Linked DNA regions of Mus musculus: regions 1, 2, 3 and 5 are each linked to region 4. The links are chromatin loops, found by intact Hi-C in ENCODE. Cell type or tissue: left cerebral cortex. All regions are shown on one strand. Region 1 has its middle 3.8 kb from the start of Gm52718. Region 2 has its middle 21 kb from the start of Gm52718. Region 3 holds the start of Gm32657 (a long non-coding RNA gene). Region 4 has its middle 29 kb from the start of Cavin4. Region 5 holds the start of Plppr1 (phospholipid phosphatase related 1).

The links. Peaks named below come from ENCODE experiments on the same cell type or tissue, not always from the same donor. Only the 100,000 strongest peaks of a DNase experiment are listed, where the experiment ranks them.
Region 1: a loop joins it to region 4, with 6 times the contacts of the local background. A loop is called at or near these places in 17 of 42 quality-filtered maps.
Region 2: it touches region 4 in a loop (2.8-fold over the local background); 4 of 42 quality-filtered maps call a loop at or near these places.
Region 3: a loop joins it to region 4, with 2.9 times the contacts of the local background. A loop is called at or near these places in 8 of 42 quality-filtered maps.
Region 5: a loop joins it to region 4, with 2.4 times the contacts of the local background. A loop is called at or near these places in 5 of 42 quality-filtered maps.

Annotation. Positions count from the first base shown.
Region 1 is chr4:48,768,855-48,773,854 of GRCm38, reverse strand. No RefSeq gene overlaps it. Among named protein-coding and RNA genes, the nearest start is that of Gm52718, 3.8 kb to the left of the region's middle. In left cerebral cortex, a CTCF peak has its summit at 2,268 (motif pointing left); DNase peaks (open chromatin) are centred at 1,784 and 2,279; H3K4me3 peaks cover 462 bases; H3K27ac peaks cover 325 bases.
Region 2 is chr4:48,752,056-48,757,055 of GRCm38, reverse strand. No RefSeq gene overlaps it. Among named protein-coding and RNA genes, the nearest start is that of Gm52718, 21 kb to the left of the region's middle. In left cerebral cortex, no CTCF peak of the experiment used is centred here; a DNase peak (open chromatin) is centred at 2,103; H3K27ac peaks cover 371 bases.
Region 3 is chr4:49,242,901-49,247,900 of GRCm38, reverse strand. The region is part of intron 2 of Plppr1 (phospholipid phosphatase related 1); the gene reads right to left. It overlaps Gm32657 (a long non-coding RNA gene), which reads left to right and starts at 2,304. Exons shown (of 3, transcript XR_390555.4): 1 at 2,304-5,000. In left cerebral cortex, no CTCF peak of the experiment used is centred here; no DNase peak of the experiment used is centred here.
Region 4 is chr4:48,690,015-48,695,014 of GRCm38, reverse strand. No RefSeq gene overlaps it. Among named protein-coding and RNA genes, the nearest start is that of Cavin4, 29 kb to the right of the region's middle. In left cerebral cortex, CTCF peaks have their summits at 3,035 (motif pointing left) and 4,273 (motif pointing left); DNase peaks (open chromatin) are centred at 2,018, 3,045 and 4,200; H3K4me3 peaks cover 331 bases.
Region 5 is chr4:49,056,744-49,061,743 of GRCm38, reverse strand. It overlaps Plppr1 (phospholipid phosphatase related 1), which reads right to left and starts at 2,282. Exons shown (of 8, transcript NM_178756.4): 1 at 2,127-2,282. In left cerebral cortex, no CTCF peak of the experiment used is centred here; DNase peaks (open chromatin) are centred at 1,536, 2,057, 2,695 and 4,582; H3K4me3 peaks cover 2,454 bases; H3K27ac peaks cover 1,010 bases.

The sequences.
Region 1 (5,000 bases), 79 kb before region 4:
GGCAGAGAAAAGCCTTTTTGCACATCACAAGGATGTGGTGGGAACCCAGACAGTCTAGCCACTATCCACCAGGTCAGAGAAAATGTCCCCCTCTATCTTTTGATCAAGGTGAACAAATGTATTTCTTCTGGAAAAGAGAGAGAAGGGCGTTGATATGATTTTGGAAATCCTTAAGGGGTAAAATCAACACAGCAGCAGAGAGGATTCTACAAATCAGATGACAAAGCTGAGATGTCACTGCAAACTGGCTGAGAGCCAAGAGGAAAGTGTATCAGGGATTCTGTTGCCCCTTCCCGGTCTTAGACAAGAACAGCCCTGGATCTGAAGTTGCATTCAGTGGAGACTGTGGCAGAAACAGTTTTGACAAACCTCTGAAGGCAGCAAGTCTAACACAGGAAGTCCTGTAGCCCCTTTTCGGTCCTTGCTTATCAAAGGGACCTGATGCTCCTTGTTCTCTGTTATAACACTGTACAGATGTTGATCATCACCTGGAATGAATGTAATAAGACTTAAAGGAGCAATGAGCCAGCCAGACTGCACGGTGGGCTGTGAAGATGGGACCTGGATTTGAGAGGAAGATAGTCTCCTCCAGTCTGCCTGTGGAAGACAATCCCCTTCTGCTGCCTTTGGATCAAGATGTAGAACTCTCAGCTCCTTCTCTAGCACCATGTCTGCCTGGATGCTGCCATGCCTCTCCCCATGATGATAATGGACTGAACCTCTGAAACTCTAAGGCAGCCCCAATTAAATGTTTGCCTTCATAGGAGTTGCCTTGGTTATGATACCTCTTCACGGCAGTAAAACCCAAACTAAGACACTATTGTAGGAGAAATGGTGCAGCTGCCTCTGTATAAACACCCAGGGGCCGCAAAGGCATCTCCAGCAGGAGGACCTAGTTGAGGACTAGCTGCCTGAGAGACCAAGGATTGCTGATACAGACAATGCCAGCCAATCAGAAACTGCTGTTTAGAAAAGATGCTTTCTTGGGACCAATGGGGGTGGAGCGTATTAAAGGAGCCTGCAGCAGCATTCAGAGCAGCTTGCTTCTCCCTTGCTCCCAGAGTCTATGTCATTGATTCTGCACCACCTCAACTCCAAGCCCCAAGGGCAGGTAGGGTCAGGTGGCGAACTAGAAGAGTGGTGTGGTGAGCCCATGGCTGGACATTCAGTGCTCAAAAAGTTTACTTTAATCACTTTTATATGGGGTACATGTTCTCTGTGAGATCAGAATCATCACTCATACCTGATTCTCCTTTGCACATTTCTAACGCCCATTTAGCTAGCTCTGATGATATCTACGTTTGAAGTTGCAGCATCTCCCAGGATCTTCCCTAGTCTTCAAGAACAGAAAATTGTAAGACATTCTGATGCAGGGTGGCAACATCTTAAGTAACCACTTTCCCTCTCTGTGTGGAAGTCTCAGCTTTCACTGCATCTAGAAAATGAAGAAAGGCATAAAACCAGCCAGAAGGAGGAGGGAAGCAGTGTGGAGTTATGAAGGGCAAGCCATTGCTACAACTAGAGGTCCGAGAAAGGAAAATAGCGGTGAGATGTATGGCCAAAGGCACTTAGAGAAAGGATTTGTGATTTTACCAAAGACCTCATGCTGCAGTGCTGATTCTCGCCTAAAAAACTGGAGGGAGATGGGCGCAGAATGAAGAGCTGTAGAAAGGGTTATAGTCTGTCAGATTTCTAAATTAAGACCGATTCTAAAGGCTACACAAGTAGTTTCCGCATCAGCCAAAACTATGCTTGCCTGCCTCTTCCAGTGGAACAGATCAAAGGCTGGATGCTGTTTGCGTATGCAAATCACCAGAGAAGCCTGGAAAGAGCTGGCGACACAGCCTTCCTGCAGCAAGAGACTTTTGCTTAATTGGTAAGGAGAGGTGTGGATATCTGCTAAGTCTTCTCCATCTGAAATGAGGCTCCCGGCATTGAAAGTGAGGAAGAGCACAGGCAACTGCTTCCTTAGTTTGGTTTTTTTTTTAAACTAAAATCTGAGTCAACGTTGGAAAATTGCCCCCAAATTGTCCGTAGCTCTTTTTCCTTTACTAGATTTTATTGAGCACATACAGCACAGACTTATTTCAGACCAGTATTTAGAGTTTCACACCATCTAGATATAGAAACTTCCTAACAGCTTGAAAATAAAGGAGAAACCGGTGTACAATAAGCCAAACCAACTCACTGAGCCCACTAAATGCTGTAACAAGGGCAAAGAGGGAGATAAATACCCTCGTGGGGAAAGCCTTAAATTTGCTGTCGGTAGGGCGCCCTCTGCTGTTTAAGAAAATATAGACACGGTGAAGAGGAGGCCTTGAAGACTCATTTCCAACAGTGACAAAAATCTAATCTTGAGATGAATTGGTCCCTCGTAAAACAACAGCTGGGCCTAACAGTCATAGAACAAAACAAAACAAAAAAGTACTCCTGCTCCATGGGCTTCATTCCAAAACAATCCCGAGATATGATTACGTACAATTGAAGCCACAGGATCATTACAGTGGCCCTGAAAGTAGTCTCCACCCCCTCCGCTTAGGTGTTATGCGCTCCTGTTTACTCTGGTCACGTGATCTGACGCTTTCGCCTTTGTCTTCTTTCAAAAGTGAGAGAAAGGAAGTCCTCTTACCTCAGACATAATAAAGATTTTGAGCTTGCTGCTGAACATAACAGCTCTGAATGCTTGCTTGCTTTCCTCGGAAATCATAAAACATTTAGGGACTCCTGGGGCAAGCTCATCATAAAATATTCAGCAGCATCTGTGTCATATTATTTACTGACAGAGTAGACCCAGAAAATATGTGCCTGAATTGCAGGCTGCCCTGCATCACGTGGACCATTAGGCTGTGCTGTGACTGGAAGGAACTAGTTTATGGTCCTTGGACTGTCTCTCTCCCTCTCTCCCTCTCTCCCTCTCTCCCTCTCTCCCTCTCTCCCTTTCTCCCTCTCTCCCTCCTCTCTCTCCCTCTCTCTCCTCCCTCCCCCCCTCTCTCTCCTCTCCCCCTCGTGTGTGCACACAGAAACACAGAAGTGTAATACCTAAGCAGAGAGGGTGGAGACTAATTTCAGAGCCACTGTGGCTTGAATTGGATGTAATCAATCCTGAAAACTGCGATTGATGTCTCTGGATTGTTTTGGAATGAAGCCCTTTCCAGATTGATCTATGAAGCGGGAGTACTTTTTTTATGACTGTTAAACCCAGCTGTTGGCTTATGAGGGACCAATTCATCTCAAGATTAGATTCTGTCAGTAAGAAGAGTGAATCTTTCTGCTCCCTGTCTATTCCTAACTGCATCTGTGCCCTGTTCCCCCTCCCTGTATGTGTGTGTGTGTGTGTGTGTGTGTGTGTGTGTGTGTGTGTATGTCTGTCTGCATGTCTGTCTGTCTGTCTTTGAGTATGTGTCTGTCTGTCTTAGAGTGTGTGTGTGTGTGTGTGTGTGTGTGTGTAAGTGTATGCATACACAAGTGTAAACACAGAAACAACATTTAAGCAAAGGGAGTGGGAGACTAATTTCAAACTCTATGTGTGTATATGTGTGTATTGATATGTATGTGCAATACACACACACTCAGGTGTCAACTGCTTTGTCCCCAAAACTGACAGAATGTCATAGAAAGATTTTTCAGGCAGTCCTTTAGAAAGTGCCTAGCCATCACCTTCTGTGTCAGGTCCTGGCTGGCCTCTGCCACAAGATAATACTAGTTCTGCAGCAGAGATTTTATATGAGATGGGCTGGGGATGGGGGGAGACTAGGTGGTCACTTGGCAATAAGTAGAGTCAGACACTAAAGTCCTGTCTAATCTAGTTCCTCAGCTGCCGGCCACATGACTCTCAGTGCCCACCCTAGAAGGGACATGCTTATTCTGAAACAGTCCCTCACAGGACGTGGCCCATTCCCTTTGAGAATAACCACCTAAGGAGCTTGTTAAACAGAGGGGTACGCATCTGGTTCATCTGGGAGAGTCACTTTACACCCAATACCTCGGCTACTTAATTAGTCTCCTTTCTCTCTTAGAAGTGCACTAGTGTAGGGTGTAAATCACACGTTCACCTCATACACAACCTCTTCCAGGGTCACTGTGACTTCAACACTCACTCACAAAGGTGACAACAACGTCCTCACAGAGGACTTTAGTGGAGTAGGAGGCCGGCCCGCGGCCTACATGAACCAGGTATTCCTGGAAGGCAGGCTGGGGCTGAAAGAGAAACTAGAAGGCGAGAAAAAGAATGATGAGGCCAAGACAAATTTTTCTCTGATCAAGGCCCTCGAGTTTACTAAGGGACTGTGCTTGTAAGGGGGAAGGCTCATCCTCCTCCCCCCACCCACCCCCCACCCCTCGCCAGTCCATTCTTGGTGCTTTGTCGCCATGCCGTCAGCACTTGGTTGCCAGGCTGTTGCTTATAAAGCAATGTCTCAGGAAGACAGGTTCAGCCCCTTGGCAGGTAGCAGAATCTCAGGGCAGTTGTCACTTCAAAAGAAGCCAGCCAAGTCCGAAAGCTGCACCGCAGGTGGCCCCACCTCAGTGGCGACAAGGTCTGTACCAGCCCGCTTCAGGCTGGGGAAGGCTACACTTTAGAGTTTCTAGAATCTTCCTAACAATTCTCCTCAACTATTTTGAGATTCCCGGTTGGAATGTCACAAGGCAGCAGCAGCCAGTATTGGAAGCTGATCTGCTGATTGATATTAGCAGCAGATTCTCTCATGGGAAGCCGCCTCCATCTCCGAGGACACCACCGGTGGGTGAGGCCCAACACACAGGAGCATCTGCACTGCTCCAGACTCTGCATATAGAAGGGGACAGTCCCACATACCTCCTTGTGCCTCACACAGGCAGGAGTCTCAGAAGCAGAGCCAAACAGTTCCAAGAGGCCTTTCTTGCAAAACTTCTCATTTCTTATTGTCCCTATTTGGAATACCACAAAATGACAGCCAATCAGCCAAACACAAGTTATAGGTATTCCTTAGGCCCATCACATTAGGGGAGTATTGTTTTTTTTC
Region 2 (5,000 bases), 62 kb before region 4:
GTTCTCATTTCCAGAGATGTGTTCTTCTTCTGAGTCTCCTTAGCCATACTTGTCTTCCTTGCTTCTCCTGTCCCCAAATGTCTAGTGTTGAGTTTGGAGCTTTTATATTTAAGGTGCAGAAAGATTTCTAAAGTATTTGCCAAAAAGCAGGTAAGTGGGTTTCTCTTGCACTTGTGACTTGGGTATTGGATGTCTCTTGTTTTGATCCACAGCTGGAGATACCGTCTCCACCCTGCATCCTAACAGTCAGACTACAAGCCTGATATGTAAAGGACTCCTGGTTTACTATTTCTGGTCTCTGGTGCCCTGAACCCAGTGAGTTAATACTACACCTCCAAGATATAAAGCAACAAGTGTATATCTTTTTCTATTGTCCGCTAGCCATATTGTCTTACATGGTGGAAATGACACATGATGATGATGGTGGTCATGGTGACGATGACAACAACAATAAATAGCTACCATATCTTGAGGACTGCTGTGGTCTGAGTACTGCTGTCTCCCTAGACCCCATAGTGAAACCTGTATTAGACAGACTTTTCAGCACTGTGACAAATACCGTAAAGAAATAGCTTAAAGGCAGAAAATTTATTTACCTCACAGTTTTAGAAGTCCTAGTTCGTGATCATTCATGCCATTGTTTCTGGCCTATGTGGTATGTCTCAGTCAAGGTTCCATTGCTGTGAAGAGACACCATGACCTCATCAACTCTTATAAGAGAGAGCATTTAATTGGGTCTGGTTTACAGTTTCAGAGGTTTAGTGTCTTTTTGTCATGGTGGGAAGAATGGCAGCACACAGGCAGACATAGCGCTAGAAAGGTAGCTCAGAGGTCTACATCAGGATTTGCAGAGAGAGCAGCACCGGATACACACACACACACACACACACACACACACACACACCACTAGTAAAAGAACTTGCTATAGCCTTAATAAAAATCACTTTCAAACCCTGCATCCCTGTGACAGTATGTATGGGAAGAAGAATCATGGCACTTCTTTGACTTTTATTTCTCAAAGAAGGTCTGTTTTGCAAGGCCTGGAGGCGTGACCATTAGAAGGGAAGGTGGGGGAGACTATTTACCCTGCCTTCTAGAGATAAGCCTTGCTGCAGCATTTTAGGATTTTCTTCTGCATATCCACGCTCATTCCCTAGAAACTTAGGAAAGATAGTGTCAGAGGGCTCCTGATCTGATGCTATTTTTAAGCATTGAAATGCTCCAAAATTAAGCCCAATTAAGAGGTCTGTGAGAGCCAGTGAGGTACAAGGTAACACAGGCTGTCCTGCCCTTCATTTTCTCGTGCATGCTTCACCGATTATAGAATCATAACCATGGAAATCATGAAAATTAAGGAAGACAAATTGGCTACAGGCGTGCAGTCACAATTTCTAGACTACTCCATGCATAAAGCTGAGGTTAATCGGGAGAGTTATAAGAAAATAAATTTCCCCCCTTAACAAAAAGAAATGATCACTATGAGTGTGTCATTAAAGGTGACACAGAGAACTTCTGGTCGCTCATTCATATTGTACTTGTGGTTAAAATCGTGTCTCTTCCCATGTGCTTTTGTGATTTTCTACTTGAACCACAGAATCCAAAGTCAGCTTCCCCTGTCCTTACATAAATGCATACACCCCTCAGGTGGTATTTTCTGGAGAAAATAATAATTGAATAAAAATAATACTTGAAGATCAGATTCTAATCTGAGTTGTAAATTATTAGCTTAGACTATTAAAGGATGCGGCTAACTCATAGGTGAGCTAAATGCAGTGGACTAAAATGAACGCATTTCATTTCTTCTTAGACATTTGATAAGATATTGGTCCTTAGGCATGCTCTGAGAAAGAATACTTTCTTTAAAATTGTGACTCAATCCCCTAATAACCGAAGCACACTATTTAATTCCGGGGGGGGGGGGCATAAAATCCACCCTTTATGCTCTTGCTAGTCACAATTCTGCACTTGCAACTATAAGTTACTAAAAATATTGAAGGAATTACAACAGCTGTTCAGAGCTGAAACCCTACGCCCAGAAACTGCTGTTGGGCTGGAAATCGCCCGTCATCGCTGAGTCAGGCATCTGTATGCGAGTCTGCCAGGGAGCAGTCATCGCTTTGTGCCAGATTTAGCAGGTGCTCTGTTCCTGTTCCAAAGGAGAGAGAGTCTCCCTAAAAATATCTATCTTCCTTGTTCACCCAGGCGCCGCATTATTCTGGGAATGAATGCGTTTTTAGTGACAATAGGAAACGTGTGTTTATCTTTGCACCATTTCATGTTCAAAAGGGAAAAGGAGATTTGTTTATGTTGGTGTGGGGTGGAAAATGTAAGTCAAGATCTGAGACACTGTACTCCACAGATCCTGGAGGGAAGAGGGGCCAGCAAAGCAGCTCAGACTCTCCCAGGAGTTATCCTAACACTCCTCAGAGCCCAGGGACCTGGGTCACCCGGCATTTCTTGGGAGTGTCTACTTATGTTCTAGACACTCCTTACCCCAGCATCAGACAGTAGAAATTTGTCACAAATTTACATTGAAAACTGGATCTTTAGCTGGAGGATAAGTATAATTAAGGAAGGTTGTTTTTTTTTTTTAATTAGATTCTGAAGTGCGGGATACCCATGTTGGTTTCTCATAATGTCGCTCTGGTTGACCGCCCTACAGGACCTGTGCTCTTCCCTTCCCTCCCCCCCCCCCCGTCTTCTCTGCTGCACCCTGATATCTCTCCACCCCTCCCTCTTTATCCTGTTGTCTTCCCTCCATCCTTCTCCCTTAGAAACCTCCTTTCCAGTTTCATGGGCCCCTTCCAATTTCCTAATATTTTTCCATAACTTCTCCACCTGGTTACACAATCTTACAATTACAGGCTAGAATCTGCAAACGAGAGAGCACATGAAATATTTGTCTTTCTCCACCTGGGTTACCACACTTAAAATAATGTTCTCCAGTTTCATCCGCTCACCAGCAAATTTCCTAATTTTGTTTTTCTCTGGGGCTGGATAAAATCCCATCACGCATCTGTACTGCGCTTCACTATCCATGCACCATTGATGGCATCTAGTCTGGTTTCCTGGTTGTTGTGAAAAGAGTTTCAATAACCATGGTTGAGCAGGTATTGTTTGCTGTGGCAGGCTGGAAAGTCCTTCGGGCACAGGCCCAGCAGTGATATCTGGGTTGGATGAGATTTCCATGCTTAGCTATGAAAGCCCTCTGTGCTGATTTCCACAGCAGCTGCCACACTAAGTAACATGCCCACGGGTTACAGGTCTCAGCTCTTTCTTACAGCCCGTGGATTCTTAGGTTTGGTCTCTTGCATGTACCCAGACTTCTTGAACTTTCTATGGTATTCATTGACTTTTTTTGTATGTGTGTATTTATGTGTACTATTGTCTCCGCTGATGATATTTTCTATTGTATTTTTCGTTGGGTCTTTCATTTCCAGAATTTCTGCTTAGCTATATAATTGTTTGGGTGTTTTATTTCCTTGCTGAATTTTGCCTTCATACTTTTACATCTTTAATCTTTCAGGTCTATATGTCTTTCATTGGTAAGTTTCTTTTGCTTGTCTTGGATCATATGAATCCTATAGTTGGTCTTTGAATCTTTTTTCAATTTATATTTATTTATTAGTTTCCTATGCACGTCTGTCTGCGTATTGCAGCAGGACATGCATGTGGGAGTCAGAGGACAACTTGAGCTAATTACTTATCTTTCCCTCATGGGAGTTCCAGGGTTTGAACCTACATCCTCAGGTTTACTGAGAATGCCTTAACCCACTGAGCCATTCCACCCACTGGTCTTGAACCTTTAAAAGCTAGTCTTTTGCGGTCACTTTAGTTGCCACATCATCTTTGTGTTCTGGTGTTGTGAAGCTCTCAGTTTGTGGAGCTGCCGTAGTGGAGTGCTGACTCTTGTGTTGTCTTTCTCAGCTCAAATGTTTCATGCAAATGTTGGGTGGAGGGTGTCCTCCGGGTTGTAGCTCCTTCCTTTTCCCATGGTTTTCTTTTGCTTTGTTTTATGTGAGTCCTCCAAGTGAATTTCTTTGCTTGGATTTATATTCAGAGGGAAAGTTGACTAATAAAAACTATGATGGACTGACAAATGTCTCAGAGTTAGCTATAGGAAAGATATGTGTTTTCCTGTGAAGGTTTTAGATAGATGCCCTAAGGTCCTCTGGGTCCATATGATTCTCTCTCTGGTGGGAGAGTTCTATTGGTCAGTATCACTTGCTCTGAGGTCACCAAGAATGCAGTTCACAGCCAGTCACAACTCAGCAGGAGCCCTTGTCACTTTGGGCCTTCTGGGCAGTCTGCTCTTAGGGTCAGCGCTCAGACCTCCAGTCTTGTTCCTGGCTTGCTCACTACCAATTGCACCACTATTGTGAGCCTGGATGGCCCTGCTGGCTCACCCCCAGGAATGCCCATATGGATGTCACTTGACAATAGTTTTACAAGCAAAACTTTCTTTGCCAACACATTCCCTCAGCTTCTGGCTTACCATCCATGACCTTCTGAGCATCCCTCCATAGGATCCACTACCACCCTGCCATTTCTCAAGCCATTCCCTCCACTATAGAGGAACTCATCATTTTACAACAGTGTGCCTCACTTAAATCTCAACTCATAAGTTAGCTCTGTGGTGTGAACTTTTCCTGGGGAAATAAATATTTACTAACTCCACATAGGTCACTAATAACAGACCAAGAAATCATTCCATACACACTCAGCTTGCTGATGCAATGAGTTGAGTTTAGTTTAGTTTAGTTTAGTTTAGTTTAGATTTGTTTAGTTTAGTTAGGGTGAAAGCAACAAAGGCAACTTACAAGTGGCTATATCACTGAAGAAAATGTCTCTCATAGCAATGATTAACTGGCAAAAAAAAAAAAAGGCTCAAGAAGTTGCAGAGTCCCATGAGCCCTTTCCCCTTCCATGGCAGAACATTAATGATCCCAGTTGTATGCAGGTGTTCTATGGGTAAATGTAGCTGCTGAGAGTTCAAGGTG
Region 3 (5,000 bases), 550 kb before region 4:
GTGTGTGTGTGTGTGTGTGTCTAAGAGTGTGGTGTGTGTACCTTAGGTCTATGGACAAATCACCAACATTTTGTAGTGCCTCAGTTTCTTTCTTTAAGAAAAGGAGTGTCAAGAATACTCATACAACTCAAAGAAAGCACCAAGAACAGGAATTTAGGGGCTTAGACGCTCTGTGAGCTCACTGCAGGTCAAGACACTCATCTACTGGAATGTTATAGCTCACCTGGGACAGACATGCTGCTTCCTGGGGGTTCTCAGCGATACTTCTAGGCCCAAAGAGGAAGCTTCGGAAAACAAGTTATTTCAAAAACAAAACAAAACAAAACAAGCAAGCAAACAAACAAACAAAAAACCAAAGCAGTGCCATAAAAGCTGGCTTTCCACAAATCAGAGTATCTTCCTGTCACTAACTGGATCTACATAAGAGGTTTGTTTATTTACTGGTGACTCCACCTAGATCTTCCTCCAGGTCTGGGTCCTTCTGACCTACATTGTGTATGATCTTTTTATCTACCCTTTTCTGTCTAATGCTTTAAAGATTACATTTCAACTATGGCACAGTTTGATGATCAAACATAGAACCTTGGAAGCAGAATATTAAACTTGTAAAACTGAAAGTAAGAGAATGAGAGAAATCCAAAAACGGTCAGTCATGAGTCAGAAGAACTGGCATCTCTTGTTCCTAGAGGAACAAGAGGGGAAAAAAATCCTACTCTACTCACAAGTAGATCAACAGAGTCAGAACACTAGAAAGAGAGTGGGTGATAGCTGCACCTTTCTCTAAAGTAATTGTTTTAATGTGGTAACACAAAGGAATCAATGCTTGTGTGTGTGTAAGTGTGTGTTTTGTGTGAGTGTGGTGCATGTATCTGTGTGTTCCCGAAAGCACACTGAGGGTCCGTCCAACTGATGTCTTCATCAACCTCACTTTTTTCCCTTTGTATTTATTTCTTTAAGACAGAATCTCATTATATAGCTGAGGTTGACCTTGAACTCAAAGTACTCCTGTCTCAGCTTTCTGAGTGCCAGAGTTCCAGGTGTGTGTACCACCATGCTAGGTTCATATCTACACCTTCTCGAGGCTAAGAATTCTTTAGTTGCCTTTTGTAGTCACATTTGCAAAGCACTGGTCAGATATGGGAGAAACAATGTCAACAGTGTTGTTCCACAATGAAAAACAGTTGTGGTAAGACCAAAATAATCAATAGCAAAACTGAGGTATTTTATAAAGCACTGTGGAATCAGTCTCAACATTTATTTCTGAAGTGCCTGGGAAAAGTAAACTCTTGCAATTGACAAATTTAATTAACTTCCTGCCTATGGCTTAAGCTGTTTGGGAGCAGAAAGAAAACAAAACTGTGGCCTGTTGCTCGGTCAGGAGCTTGGCCTGATGCTTGGTCAGGAGCTAGCAGGCGATGGTTGGCTCCTGAATCACAGACTTTTCCCGTTTTCCTTACGGAGTACCTTCTCCTATTCCTCCTTCCCTCCCTTCAGCGATCATGGCAGTCAGATGATGAAACTTGCAAGAGTTGTGGAGTTGCTGGCTTGGGAGCTGGCCAGTGCAAATCCTTGCTCTTCTGGGGCAGCTGTGTGGGTTTCTCTGCCTTTTCAAAACTCAGTAAAACAGGGAGGATAATTTCTAATGTGGGCAAAGGAAAAATATCAAAATGATATTGGCACTGATACTACCAATGGCCTCCTGCTGAGAAACACTTGGGCCACAGACACTTCCAACTCTTCCCTACAGCTCCTTTTAATGCAGTAGGTGCAGGGTGGAACAGGAAAGGATAGCGAACACAGCAGTATTTACAGTAAAACTAAATGGAAATTCAGAGCAGAGAGTCATGTGAAAGAAAAAGATAAAACTTTCTTTAAAACATGAAGGACAACCCCATAGGAAGACCAGCAGTCTCAACCTGGATACCCTAGATCTCTCAGACACTTAGCCACCAACCCCGTAGCATACACTAGCTGGTACAAGACCCCAACACATAAGAGAAGATGCACCTAACCCTCAAGAGACTTGAGGCTCCAGGGAGTGGGAGGGCTGGTGGGGTGGAGTGCTGAGGACATCTTCTTGGAGACCACGGGTGGGGTTGGAGGGAGGAGGAACGGGATGAGGAACTGCCAGAGGGCAGACATGGAGGGAGACAAGGAATGGGCTGTAAAAAATGATTAAAGATAGTTTAAAACCAAACCAAATCAAACCCCCCAAACCCATTCCTAAAATGGGTGTGGTGTTTTACATTTTTAATTTCCAGCCCTTGTTTAGTAGCACTGACTTCAAAGAGGGCAAGACATGGAACACATTGTAGCCTCCCAAGAGGTACCGGCCAGAATTAAAATAACCCTTGATACTTCTAAATACTAGTTTACAGCAGGCAGCTAAGATGGGCCTCCTAGGACTGAACCACGTAATTAGGTAGCCTTGCCCCCACCAGGACAGGAAACCACAACTGTTCCCACATAGAAAGAACAGAGTAGAACACAAGTTTCCTGTGGTATCTGCCACCCAAGATGAAGGCAGGAGAAAGGAGCAAAGCCATATGTGCCCAGTTCTTTCAATCTTGCTTATCATATAACAGTGTATCTTAGCAGAGCTGCCTATACCCTTATGGATCTTTCTCGGCAAGATTCGAAATAACAAGCATGGGAAATGTGGAAATCCATTGTCTCGACTCACTCTTGCTTTGCAGAATGAATGGGATTTTATAATAATGAAATTTACTAAAAGAAACAACTCTATATCAATAGTCCTTAATGTTTAAACACTGGATCTTGATGAATGCCCTTCTGCTTTTATTCTAGAATTGACTGAATGAGATATGATGATATATTTGGCTTTCCCTTCTCTTTCTTAAATCTTTCAGTAAATTTAATTTGCAGACGTGATTGGATTGGTTCCAGGAGGGGGAGGGGAGAAGTGTGTACGCATCTGTAATGATCTCTGACAGTGTGATGTGGAGCAATAGTTGTTTTTTTTTTTTTATGACAGTAGCCAAAATTACCATAATTAGGGAAAATATCCACATCTTTCTAAACAGCGTTAACTGATTCAAAAGGGACTTAATGAGAAGTTACGAGGGGAAGAACATTTTTGCCATTGACGATTAAACATTAATTAAAGTCAGAAGGCACTAGTCAAATTGTCTTTGGTCTTCAGTCATTTGGCAAGGCACAGAAATTGGAGTCTGTAGAATCTGCTGACGTTGCTGACTGTGACCCTCCAAATGGGTTCTCTAAATTTACAAGCAGTTTCCATGTCTAATTTTACTTCCTGCTAAAGACCTTGATAAGATCATACTGCAGAAATCCAGAGCTGAAGGCTTTTAAATGCAAAGCATTTTAGAATGTGGTATCTTATTTAAATAATCTTTTTTTTTTTTTTTGGTGACAGGTCAGTAAAGGGAATCTTATATGAAATATAGCATGATCCATATTATGAAGAAAAACGTGCAGGGATGATGCCAGAAGAAATGCATCAGGTTATTAGGAACAGATTTTTAAAAAAGAATTGAGTATTGGATGACTCTCCTGCATCTTATGTATCTTCAGTTCATAAACAGGAAAAAAAAAATAAAGTAAGTTTCAACATCCAAAATGTTCTTTATTCTCATGGAAGAAACGATCAGTATCATAAAGTTGTCCCTACTTAGGGTGGTGACATTTTGATTCTGCTGTTGACCCTAGAGTTTGGAAAATGTGATGAAAGGGAAATAAACAAGCACACCTCCCATAGAAATCTTACAGAATATCCAGGGACAGTTTGTTATGTAACCCAGGCTGACCTCCTGCTATAGTGCTATCCTGAAACGCTATATGTTCCAAAGTAGACAAGAGAGTGAGCTAGGATGTGTGTTTTGTCTGTTTGTTTTGTTTTACTTTGTTTTGTCTATGATGTAGGGTGGTCACGTCACATGTTTGCTTTATTTTGCCTATGACATAGGGCAGTCATGTCACGTGTTTATTTTGTCTATGATGTAGTGATGTGGGATGGTCATGTCACCTGTTTGCTTTGGCTCATTTATTTTGACATCGCCCTTTCCAGTTTGCATCCCCTTCCTATCGATCCGCCTCAGCCCACTCACCATCCATAAAATGTAGCTGCCACCTGCCCAGTGACTTTCCACTTTCATACCGATTCACCATTTTATTCTTTTAGAACATGTCAGCCCCCTTTCTGCCCAGAACTTATGATGAGCTCAGTTTGTCTCACTCTTAAATCCCATCTCTTCAGTTTATCCTATCACCAAGAACCCGCTGGAATTCACTGGTAATTTCAACCTCTGTCCAACTATTTTTTGTGTTTACATTTAGTAATTACATGTTATCTTTCCTACTTAGCTTTCTCTCCTCTGTGTTTAACTCCACATTAGTTATTTCATATAATTGGTACTGAAGGGTTTTTTTCCATAATTTAAAACACACATTTTAAAGATGCTAACCACAGCATCTATAACACAACTCCTATACCTAAAGCTCAGGGGACATCTCAGAAGAGGAGACAGAACAGTTTTAAGAGCCAGAAGACCCAGGGGATTGGTAGATATACAGTGTCATATAGACATGACAGGGAAGTTATGCTAATGGAATTGAACAATATGGTTTCCTACACAAGACTTGCATAATGACACTAGCTGACATGCCAACATGAATGAAGAAAATCTCAGAAGGCCTCACCCTGAGATGATGAGCCACAGGGCAATCAACAGCTACTCTCAAAGGGAGAGAATAAGTCTTCTCTCAAAATGATTTCCCCAATAGGTTATCCAATATTAAGTGGTTAGCCTGAAACACGTATACATATGAGCAATACTAAATTCAGACAGAGGAATTGAACCTATTGCCTTCATTTCAAAATTCAATCTTGTGTCTCTGTACTCTCTCTCTCTCTCTCTCTCTCTCTCTCTCTCTCTCTCTCTCTGTGTGTGTGTGTGTGTGTGTGTGTGTGTGTGTCACGGTCAGTTATTTATAGAATAGTTATAGCCAGGTTGGCTTAT
Region 4 (5,000 bases):
GACGATTCTCCCATGAGTAAACTGTAGCATCTGACCATACTTAAGGAAAGATCAACAAGGTTTCTCCAGTCAGCTTGCTCTCTGAGTTTGAATGATCACTACTTAAGGCTTTTTCCACTCTGTCCAAATTCCCAGGCTCCTTTAACTCCTTCATTTCAGCCAAATACTCTGGTCTCCTGCCACACAGAAATGGCAGGCTCAGACTGGAAGTCTAGAAAGATTCCACCTTGGTGGATTGGAAGTGGGGCTGTTGTTGTTGTTGTTTTTTGATGGATGTCAGTTTTTTTGAGACAAGGTCTCACCATGTAGCCCTGGCTGCCCATAATTCACTATGTAGACCAGGCTGGCCTTGAACTCATCTGATTTTTTGTTTTGTTTCTGTTTTCTTTTCTTTTAGTTTTGTATTTTAAATTTATACAGATAACTGTAACTAAGATTACAGATACACTAAAAAGACTTTGTAAAGCTACCTTTACATTTTAAAAACGTGTTATTATTGTGTGTGCATGTATGATGTGTGGGTTTGATGAGTACAGGTGTCAAGGTTGACATGAGGAGGTCTGTGCTGGTTTGAATAAGAATAAGCCTTATAAGGCTCATGTATTTGAATGCTTGGTCACCAGGGAATGGCACCATTAGAAAGGATTACAAGGATTACAAGGTATGGCCTGATTGGAGGTAGTGTGTCACTGGGAGTTTTGAGGTTTCAAAAGCCCAAGCCAAGCCCAGACCCCACCCCCACCCCCCACCCCACCCCCACCCCCACCTATGGTTCAGGATATAAAGCTCTCTCACCTAGTGCTTCAGTGTCTGCCTAGATGCTGCCATGCTTCCCTCCATGATGAAAATGAACTAAGCCTCTAGAACTGTAAGCTTGATGCTTTCTTTTATAAAAAGAGTTGTGATAATGATGCCTCTTCATAGTAATAGAACAGTGACTAGGGCAAGGTCATAGGACAACTTTGTGGAACTGGCTCTCTCCCTGCAGACATGGGCTCTGCAGATCAACCCTTCTGACTGCTTCCAGTCTTATGCAGAACTCACATCTCCAGGCTTGTGAGGCAAGAGCTTTTTTACCCACTGTGCTATCTTACTGCCTGTCTTTCGGGTTTTTTTTTTTTTTTTTTTTTTTTTTTAGAAATAGTCTTGGGGATTAGTCAAGGCTAGTCTCGAACTCATGCCCTTCTTGCCTTAGCCTCCTGAGTACTAGATTAGAAGCATAAGCCACCATACCAGGCTATAAAATAGTAGTTTTATTACACATTTAACTACAATAGTTTGAAGGACAATTTAAGAAGATACGGCCAAGAATATGTCTCTTGATACTGCCCCACGCTCTCTTCACTTCTTCATTAAACAGAAATGTGTTAGTCTAAAATTACTTTGAAATAAAATATGCATATCTGGAAGGCCAGCAAGTGTGTGTGTATACATGCACACACTAAGTATATACAATGAAGAATATGTCATATAATAACTTTCCTACAAAAAAATTAAGAGGAAAAGAGACCGCCTACTTGGGTTCTTTGGGATGTTTGTTTGTTTGTTTGTTTGTTTGTTTGTTTTAAACCAATACTCTGAGAGCTGAGAATTCTCTCCCTGGCACAGACCTTCCCACAAGTGTACAACCATCATTTACCTAAAGAAGAGAAATCTAACAGGCCCTAGATACAGTCTGTGTGAGCTCTAAAATTATTAACTTGTTTCTTGTTTTTCTGGTTTCATAAGTGCAAAAACAGTTAGGAAGCTAAGAAATGGCCACTCTCTTTACTCAAAAGGTTTGGCAGGAAGATGACCTGTGCGGACTGTATTTAATCACACAACCCTTGCGAAGCGAGTTAACACAGTCCTGACTGAGCTAAGCCTGAGCACCTCCTCGCTCATAATTAGACTGCACCAGCCATGCCAAGAGTATTCTTGAATGAAAGGTAAATAGCTACTGGGCCTTTGATTTCCATCTTGATAAATGAAGTAATTAGTCTAACGGCCCCAATCTGGGAAAGCGTGCTGAGAAAGTACAAGGAGTTCACATGTATCGCCTTTGTTCTTCCCTTAAAAACTGACAGGAAGCCAGTCTGCCACGCAGCTCACTCCTTTAATCCCAGGAGAGGCAGAAGACCCAGCTCTGAATTTGAGGTCAGAATGGTCTACACAGCGAGCTCCAGGACAACCAGGGCTACACAGAAAAACCCTGACCCTTAAAAGAAAAGGAAGGAAGAAAGGAGGGAGGGAGGCAGGGAGGGAAGGAGGGAGGGAGGGAGGCAGGGAGAGAGGGAGGGAGGGAGGGAGGGAAAGGAAAATATAGAAGGGGAGAGGGAAGGGAGGAGAGTGGAGAGGAGGAAGAAAACACTGAACGTGTACAGCACATAAAGTGCACAATTCCTGAAAATAATTCTGATTTAAATCTCTAGGAGCCCTCAGCAATCTATACTGCCCTCCCCAAGCAAGTATGCTCCTCAGAAAGAAGTCAGATCTTCCCCACAGCTAAGCCAGATATAAGGCTTCTAAGCAGTTTCCACGCATCTAGACCAGATAATCCCAAACATTGTAACACTAAGTAGTACTGGCTTTGAAGATCCTGTGATCTCTGTCCTGGCCCAGTTAAAATTTGTTTACCAAGACAGGCAGAAGCCGGATTTGGGCCTGGGACCCTTACTGCATTTCCTTCCAGAATCTACTCTGGGCAAAGCTAAGGAGCGGCCATGATACAGCCATGTATTCTGGATCCCCTGCAAACCAGAGCTCAAGAGTTCTCACATACTCCCTAACACTCATCTCTAAATAATGCAATGCCCGGTTCCCCAGGGAGTCTTCCCCTTTGTCTTGCTTGTTGGTATTCCTAACTGTTCCTCTGTCAGGGAAGAGGTGGAGGATGTAACCACCGTTTCCAGAGGAATTTCCAGAAATTCCAGAGGACTTTGGATTCATGTACTTCACAAGGGTCCTCTTCTGGCTCAATGTATTTAAACCTAAACCCCTAGGGGTTTTTATCTCTATAAGGAGACCAAGCGACATTGTGTCCTAGCCTGCCATCTTGTGGCAAACTGGAGCATGGGCAGGGAAATCACACGGGACCAGGACAGGAGGAGCAAGGATAGGCTTTGTCACAGGTGTTAGACCCTGCAAACCCCGCAGGGTCAAGAGAGCCACAGTCCCTGCCTTCAGTTTATAATTCATAAAAGCAGGGGTTGGGTATCAATCCAAAAGATTGTCTGAAAGTGAGTAAAGGCCAACCTTCGACCGTCAGAAGGTGGAAACCGACGGTTAAAATGAAGACAGCAGTGTGGTGCCGCACACTGGGAATCTCAGCACTTGGAAATCTGAGGCAGGAGGATTGCCATGAGTTAAAGCAGTTCTGGGCTGTATGATGAAATTCAAGCCATCCTGGCTACAGAATGAGATCTCATCTCAAAAATACATACATACATACATACATACATACACACACACACACACACACACACACACACACACACACACACACATACATACACACATACATACGGTGAAGGGAAAGGATTCCAGAGAGAATGGTGTCTGTAAAACTGCCAGGGAAGAGGAAGGAGAGAGACTGTGATGTGAAAGGAGAGGTCAGGAGACTAAAGGGGGCCAGATATTACAGGGGCTCACAAGGAAACGTCGGGGCTTCTCTTCACACTATGAGTGAGTATAGCAAAACCGTGAACTTGGCCCTAAGGAGGAAAGACAGGCAGGGGTGGGTATCAATCCATTGGATCGCATTTCTAACCAGGTCCCATTGTGCATCAGTTGGGATCTCAGGATCTAATCAAGAGTCTAACTAACACTGCAACAAGTTTATCTGGGAAAGTTTGGGATCCAGTAATTACAGGATTGGAGGATTGGAATAGTGAAGAGTCCAGCCACAACAATAAAGAAAAGCAAACAAAGAAAAAGAAAGATGTAGGCAGATACTCAGGCATCCACCAATCAAGGTGGAACCTCCCGCCCCCAGGCCCAAATCCTGTGCCGGTGGGGAAATCATGGTTTGACTCGCGGGATGGCAGAGAACCAACAGTAAAACATCCGGGGCACCAGGGAAGGCCGCTTAAAAGGAGGTAATGCTCTGGAAGCACTCCGCTATAAAACAGCCTACACGTGGTGCCACAGGGTGTTGTTGGCCACAGTACACAGCAGATGGCTCAGGAGCCCGGTGCCCAAGAATATACCCCAAGAAGGGCACTGCAGGAGCTGGCAAAGAGCCTTGCATCACAACTGGGAAGTCTTTTGTATCTGCTGTCTCTCTAGTGCCCTCTACTGACAGCATTTAGTATAGCAACAAAGGTTCAGAAAAATATTCAGAGGGCCCAGGAAAGTAGTGGCAGAGTAGATTTGAAGATGAGAGACGATAAGTGTATATTAAATACCCAATAAAGCCTTCTCCATTACAAACTAGGGACAGGTCAAATTTGGCATTTAAAATTTTAGCACTGATTTCTGATTGTATTTGTGTGTGTGTGTGTGTGTGTGTACATGCGCGCGCGCACGTGCACGCGGTAGTGTACAGATGTATGTGCATATGGGAACCAGAGACCACCTCAATCTTCATTCCTCAGCTGTCTGAATGGTGAGCAAGCCGCAGGCCTCTGCCTGCCTCTACCACCTCAGTGCTGGGATTGCGAGTATGAACAACCATGCCCAGCTTTTTGACACAAGTGCTGGGTATCAAACACAAGTCTGAGTGCTTGTACAGCCTCACTTTATCCCATGAGCTACCTACAAGCCCTGGACGGATTTTTAAAGTATAATTGTACAAATTAACAGTCTACTGTGGCACTGTCACCTGTGTATATTATGTAACCTGGAGTGTATTTGTTGTGTTTTATAAAAAAAGATAAGGGAGAGAAGGAATATGTTTGGTGGGGGTGTGGTAAGGTGTGGGGGAAGGGAATGCCTCTGCAGGCCCATGCCGAGGCATCCCTCCCTCCTGAGAGACCAGCTACACAATGGCATATAGTATAGAATAGAGTTTATCCAGGACA
Region 5 (5,000 bases), 370 kb before region 4:
AAAACACTCTGAGGGCCAGAACTGGGTTCTAGATTTTGAGTGGCTTCTGGTACTGAGTGCAGGACACATGGTCAATAGGCACCTGTCAACAGAATCTGCGTGTTCAAAATAACTGCGTCTTGCAAAGGAAGAAAGAAAATATATTGTAGCAGATAAAGAACTCTAGGTAAGGGGAGAAAAAAAAAGCCAAAACCCTCCATCTTTTCCTGCCGAGAGTTTCGAGAATCAGGCTGAGACTGTCACCCTGAGGTAAGAATAACTAGCTTCTGGGAAGGTCTTTTCTTCCCTAGTTATTTGAAAAAGAACAAGCAAAAACACTTTTGGATTTCTTTCTCGCTGTACACTTCAATGGAGTCCTAAAGCTAGGCTTTTTCAGTCCTCTGTTTCCCTTGATCAACCCACCCCTGCCCCTCTATATTTTTCCTTTCCTCTTCCAAGCCTCACCCGGCAAAACAAGGTCTCTCATGTGAACTTTGTTAGTGAAGCTCATATATGTCACAGTGTCTCACATTTCAGTCCTAAAGTTATCAAAGCAAAATCATTGCCACCTGAAGGTCTGAGAGAAGGCCCCATGGCTATATGGTCCAGTCACTAATACTGGATCCCGGCCTCCAGCATTTCTTCTGCCAGCACCAGCTTCGCTTCAACACCAGACTCTAGCTTATAGAAGAGACAAAAACTGTACCCACGTGCATCCACCCAACCTTCCAGTCACAAACACGGCAGGATGGAGAAACGTGAACACATTTACTTTCTATACCTAAAAACCCAAACTTGTTTGTATAGTAAAGGCAAGTTTGGGAAGACCAAGTCTTTTGTGGTCCAGATGCAACAACCTGGGCACCTCCAAAGTAGATCCCACTCCATGAACAGGGACTGCCAACCACAGCCCCAGAAAGGAGAATGGAATCAGTGAACGCCTTACAGTGCCTGCCACTGGCCCTCATCCTGCCTTAATTGGCTGTCTGTTCACACCTCTTTAAATGCCTCTCGTTTGCCCCTCTTCTATTCCTCTTTGTCTGGCCTCACCTGCTGACCCAGTGTTGGCTACCTCAAAGGGCCCTTAGATTCCAGGCTTCCCCCAGTCGCAAGAGACCCTTGCTCAGAGTTCATCTCAGCGGGGACTGGCTTTTCAAATGGAAATTCTGTTCTCAGGACCTTTTCCCTGGTGCAGAAGAGAAATAGGTAGGGAAATAACTAGATAACTAGGTGGCAGGTGGCAAAGAATCTCCACAGAATAGGTTGAAAGCAAAAAAAAAAACCTGTATCCCCACAAAGACAAATAACAGCCCAGAATCCTACACGTAGTCCACACGTGTGTGCCACAAAATCCAGGGCAAAAATAAATTCCCAGATTCGCTTGACACCGCTGCCACACAGCTGTCTCAGCCCAGCTCCCAGATCTGCTGCAGTGGTGTTTGTGAAGACAGCGCCTTCTCCCGGGAGCAGAGACCCTGGGGCCCGGCGTTTCTAGGAGGTGATTACTCCAAGCCTTTCAATAACTCATCACTCATCCTGCACTGACCCGAGCCTCACCCTAGAAACTCGGTCACCGTCGAAGTCGACAAGAAAGCCCTTGGCCATCCTAATTCTCCAGGTGACACTGTTACTATGCGCCTGGAGCTCAGGAAAGAGAATCTCTGGCAGGTGCCCACGCCTGAGGCAAAATCAATGGCAACGCTTACAGCTAGGGGCTGAGAAATCTCAACCCCTGCTGGGGCGGTGGGTTTGACAACAGCTACTGGAAAGGTCTCCGGATCCCCACGCCCACCCCTGCAACCCTGCTGGGTATCTCGACCCAATGCAGTCTGAAGGGCGGAACCGGACCGAGAGAGCGCCTCCACGCCCCCTTTGTCTCCACGTTTTCCAAATGACAGGAGAGGAAAGTTTACGAGCCTGGACGGGGTAGCTTTCTTCTGGGTCCATCTGGCACCTCGCAGGAGCCGAGATCCTCGCTGGGATGGGATCGCGCTCTCCTCCTCGGAACAACCAGGGCATTACCTTCATCTGCACCTTGCAACCGGCAAGCCAGGCGTGGGCCACCTGAGTCGCTTCGTCCAGTCGGAAACCTGCCCCCTTCGCCCCAGTATGTCCAGCCTCAGCTGTGCCCCGGGCACCACACTCACCTTTGGCGGCCAAGCTTCCTTCCTTGCGCCCTATTGGGCGGACGGACTGCAGGCGGCGAGGTGCATTCAGGCAGCGGCTGCAGACGAGCTCCTCAGGCGCTGCTGCATTCCGCTTGCGTGGGAGAGCGAGCGGGCGAGCGCGCGGCACGGGCGTATGCGAGTGTGTGTGTTTGTGCGGTGTGTGTGTGTGTGTGCGCTCGTGGGCGGGGTGGGGGCGGGAGTGCGCGGGATCACAGATTCCCCTCGGCGACCATCCCTTGCTAAGCCTCCTCTGCTGCCTCCTCTTGTCGTTGGGTCCAGGTTTTGGGACCTCCCGTTTGTTTAATGAAAGGGAAGGAGCAAAAGGCCGGCGGGGAGGGGGCGTGGGGGGGCGTAGAGGCGGGGAGAGGACCGCGCATGCTCAGAGAGGGGCACCGAGCTTGCTCTCTCTCAAGAGCTGAAGCATGAAGCTTGCAGGGTTGTGCCCCAGGGAGTACCGGAGACTCTGCGGGGTTCCTGGAAGGCAGCCCGGGAATCCCGCTACCTAGGTGCTCCCTGAGCAGAGACGCCAGGGCTCCCGCGCTCTGGAAGCCAGTGGCAGGATCCCCACCCACCTAGGAGCCGCTTCTGCTTGCCAGTCTTTGGTAGCGCTGCGTTTTTCTTGCCTTGGATATTTTTAGTGCTTTCTCAAGCAATCTCTGAGGCCAAAGCATGATATATGCAGAGAAGTCCACAAGGAAACCCGGGCTGCAGGTGGCACCTGGACTAAAATGAGCTTTCTGACTTGGGTTTCCTTCTTCCCCCAACTTCCAGTCTGTGTTTAGCAAGGAGTAAGGGCAGGCAGTCCAGAGTCGTCCAGTCCAAACAGCTTTAACGGCTTCAGGGCAGAAAGGCACATAAAGGGTAGCGGAAGGAAGGTGACTCTCCAAGGACCCTGGATTCAGCCTTGTTCCGTGTCAAGATCCGATGGAGAAGACAGTTGCCTACTCAAGAGGGCAAAAAGAACAATGCAGCCATTGCCCCGCTTGTCTCCAGTGCCAAAGCAATTGTGGGCTCTCATAGGTTGAGGCTTCTGGCCCCTCTGCTAAGTGGAAGAACAACTGTTAGCTTAAGAAAGTCCAGTAAGAGAACTTGAGCCTGTAAAGGCACAGTAACCTGAAGCCACTGGACATTGGCAGGTGAGAGACTCAGCAAGTGGAGTGGAAACTTTCTCAGCGATGTTTGTGCACCAACAAGCGTCCATTTTCTTCTCACAGTTTAATCAAACAGCAGCAGCACACATAACCCCATTTGCTTCCCTACTTTAGAAAAAGACATCCCAAACAGGGGACTTTCTGGAACTCCCTTGCACTCACTTGTTTTTTTTTTTTATCCCTCCAAGGAAGAAGCACAGAAGATGGCCCTCTCTGGCAAATGTTTTCCAAGCTTTCCTTAAAGATCACTTCGGAGGGCTTCCACTGTGCACTTCTAGCAAGCAGATGCCTTCTTGATGAACTCTGACCTGTGTCCCATTTGTCTTCTCAATAATAATGCTGAGTGACACTTGAACAGCAGACAATTAGATCAAATCCTAGGACACACACAGAGGAGAGAAAACAGCATGTCTAAATACCACAAACAAAAGCAAAGTTCAGGAAGGGGCGGGGGGGGGGAACTAAGAACACCAGGATAGGAGGTTCTTAGAAAGAGTGCTGCCCAGGAAGTGTGGCAGGTGGCAATACCTTCCCCCTCATTGAGAATAAAGCTGAGTCCTTTGCTTAAAGAACAGTAACGTTGGATTTCCATCCACCCAGGAGGAAGATCAGGGTCTCCAATGAAACCTCTGACATATATTTGGGGCTCCTAACCATGACTGTTTTTATTTTTTTAATGTTTTGCTATTACAGTATTTAGAAATATCTAAGAGAGATCTGCACGCGCGCGCACACACACACATTCCCTTTAGAACAATCAACAATGTTTACAGGAATTTCAAGGTTCTCATATTAGCAGGGTCAGAGAACAACTTGCAAAAGCCAATCCTTACCCTCCACAATATATGGATCCTGAGAATCAAACTAAGTTTGTGGTGTTTAATTGTGGACACCATAACCTGCTGAGCCATCTCCCCGGGCCCCACTTCACCATCTGAAAGTGTCAAGTAGCTTCAAGGTCAAAGGTGAAGAGAACCTTTCATGTGTGGAACTGCGAATCAAGTGGAATCCCTCTATACTGCATCTACTATAGAACTATGAATGGACAGTTCAAGAATAAAACCTTCCTATGTGGGGAGTGGGGAAAATTCAGGGGGGACACGATGTACACAAAGCATATAACACTTCCTAGCTTGCATGGCTCTCTGCAAACTGCGGCTCTCAGTGTTTTGGTTAACGTTTTCATTACCCTGAATTTTGTTTTAAGCTGAGATTTTCTTTTCTAAGAGAGTGCAAGTGAAAAAGTTGAAAACCAAAGCTTCCCAATTTTCCCTTCTGGCTTCTTCTATCACCCACGCACGCATCACCCTAATGTATTTAAATCCATGTAGTAAAAAGAATACTATGAAGACACGTGGCCTTGCAAATAGTAACTAATTCTAGCCTCACCTTTCTGCTCATGTATGGACATAACGGTGAGACAGGCGTGTCTTCAAGCAAGCATGTGCACCCCTTATTTCTCATCGTATGAATAGAGGTCCACCCCCCCCACCCGACTGGCACTTTCCTTGGCAATCAACTTTGAAAAATATTTATCTTTACATTTGACATTAGCTTAGCTAAGTAGGGTTTCATATGCGGTTTCCAGGCACATTTCATTTTGGATGATTACTCCCAGACACATACCCGTCCTTCATCTTACCCCCACTTTCCCCACTGTATCTTCTCACACACACCCGCATTCCCTGCTCCACCTTACTCT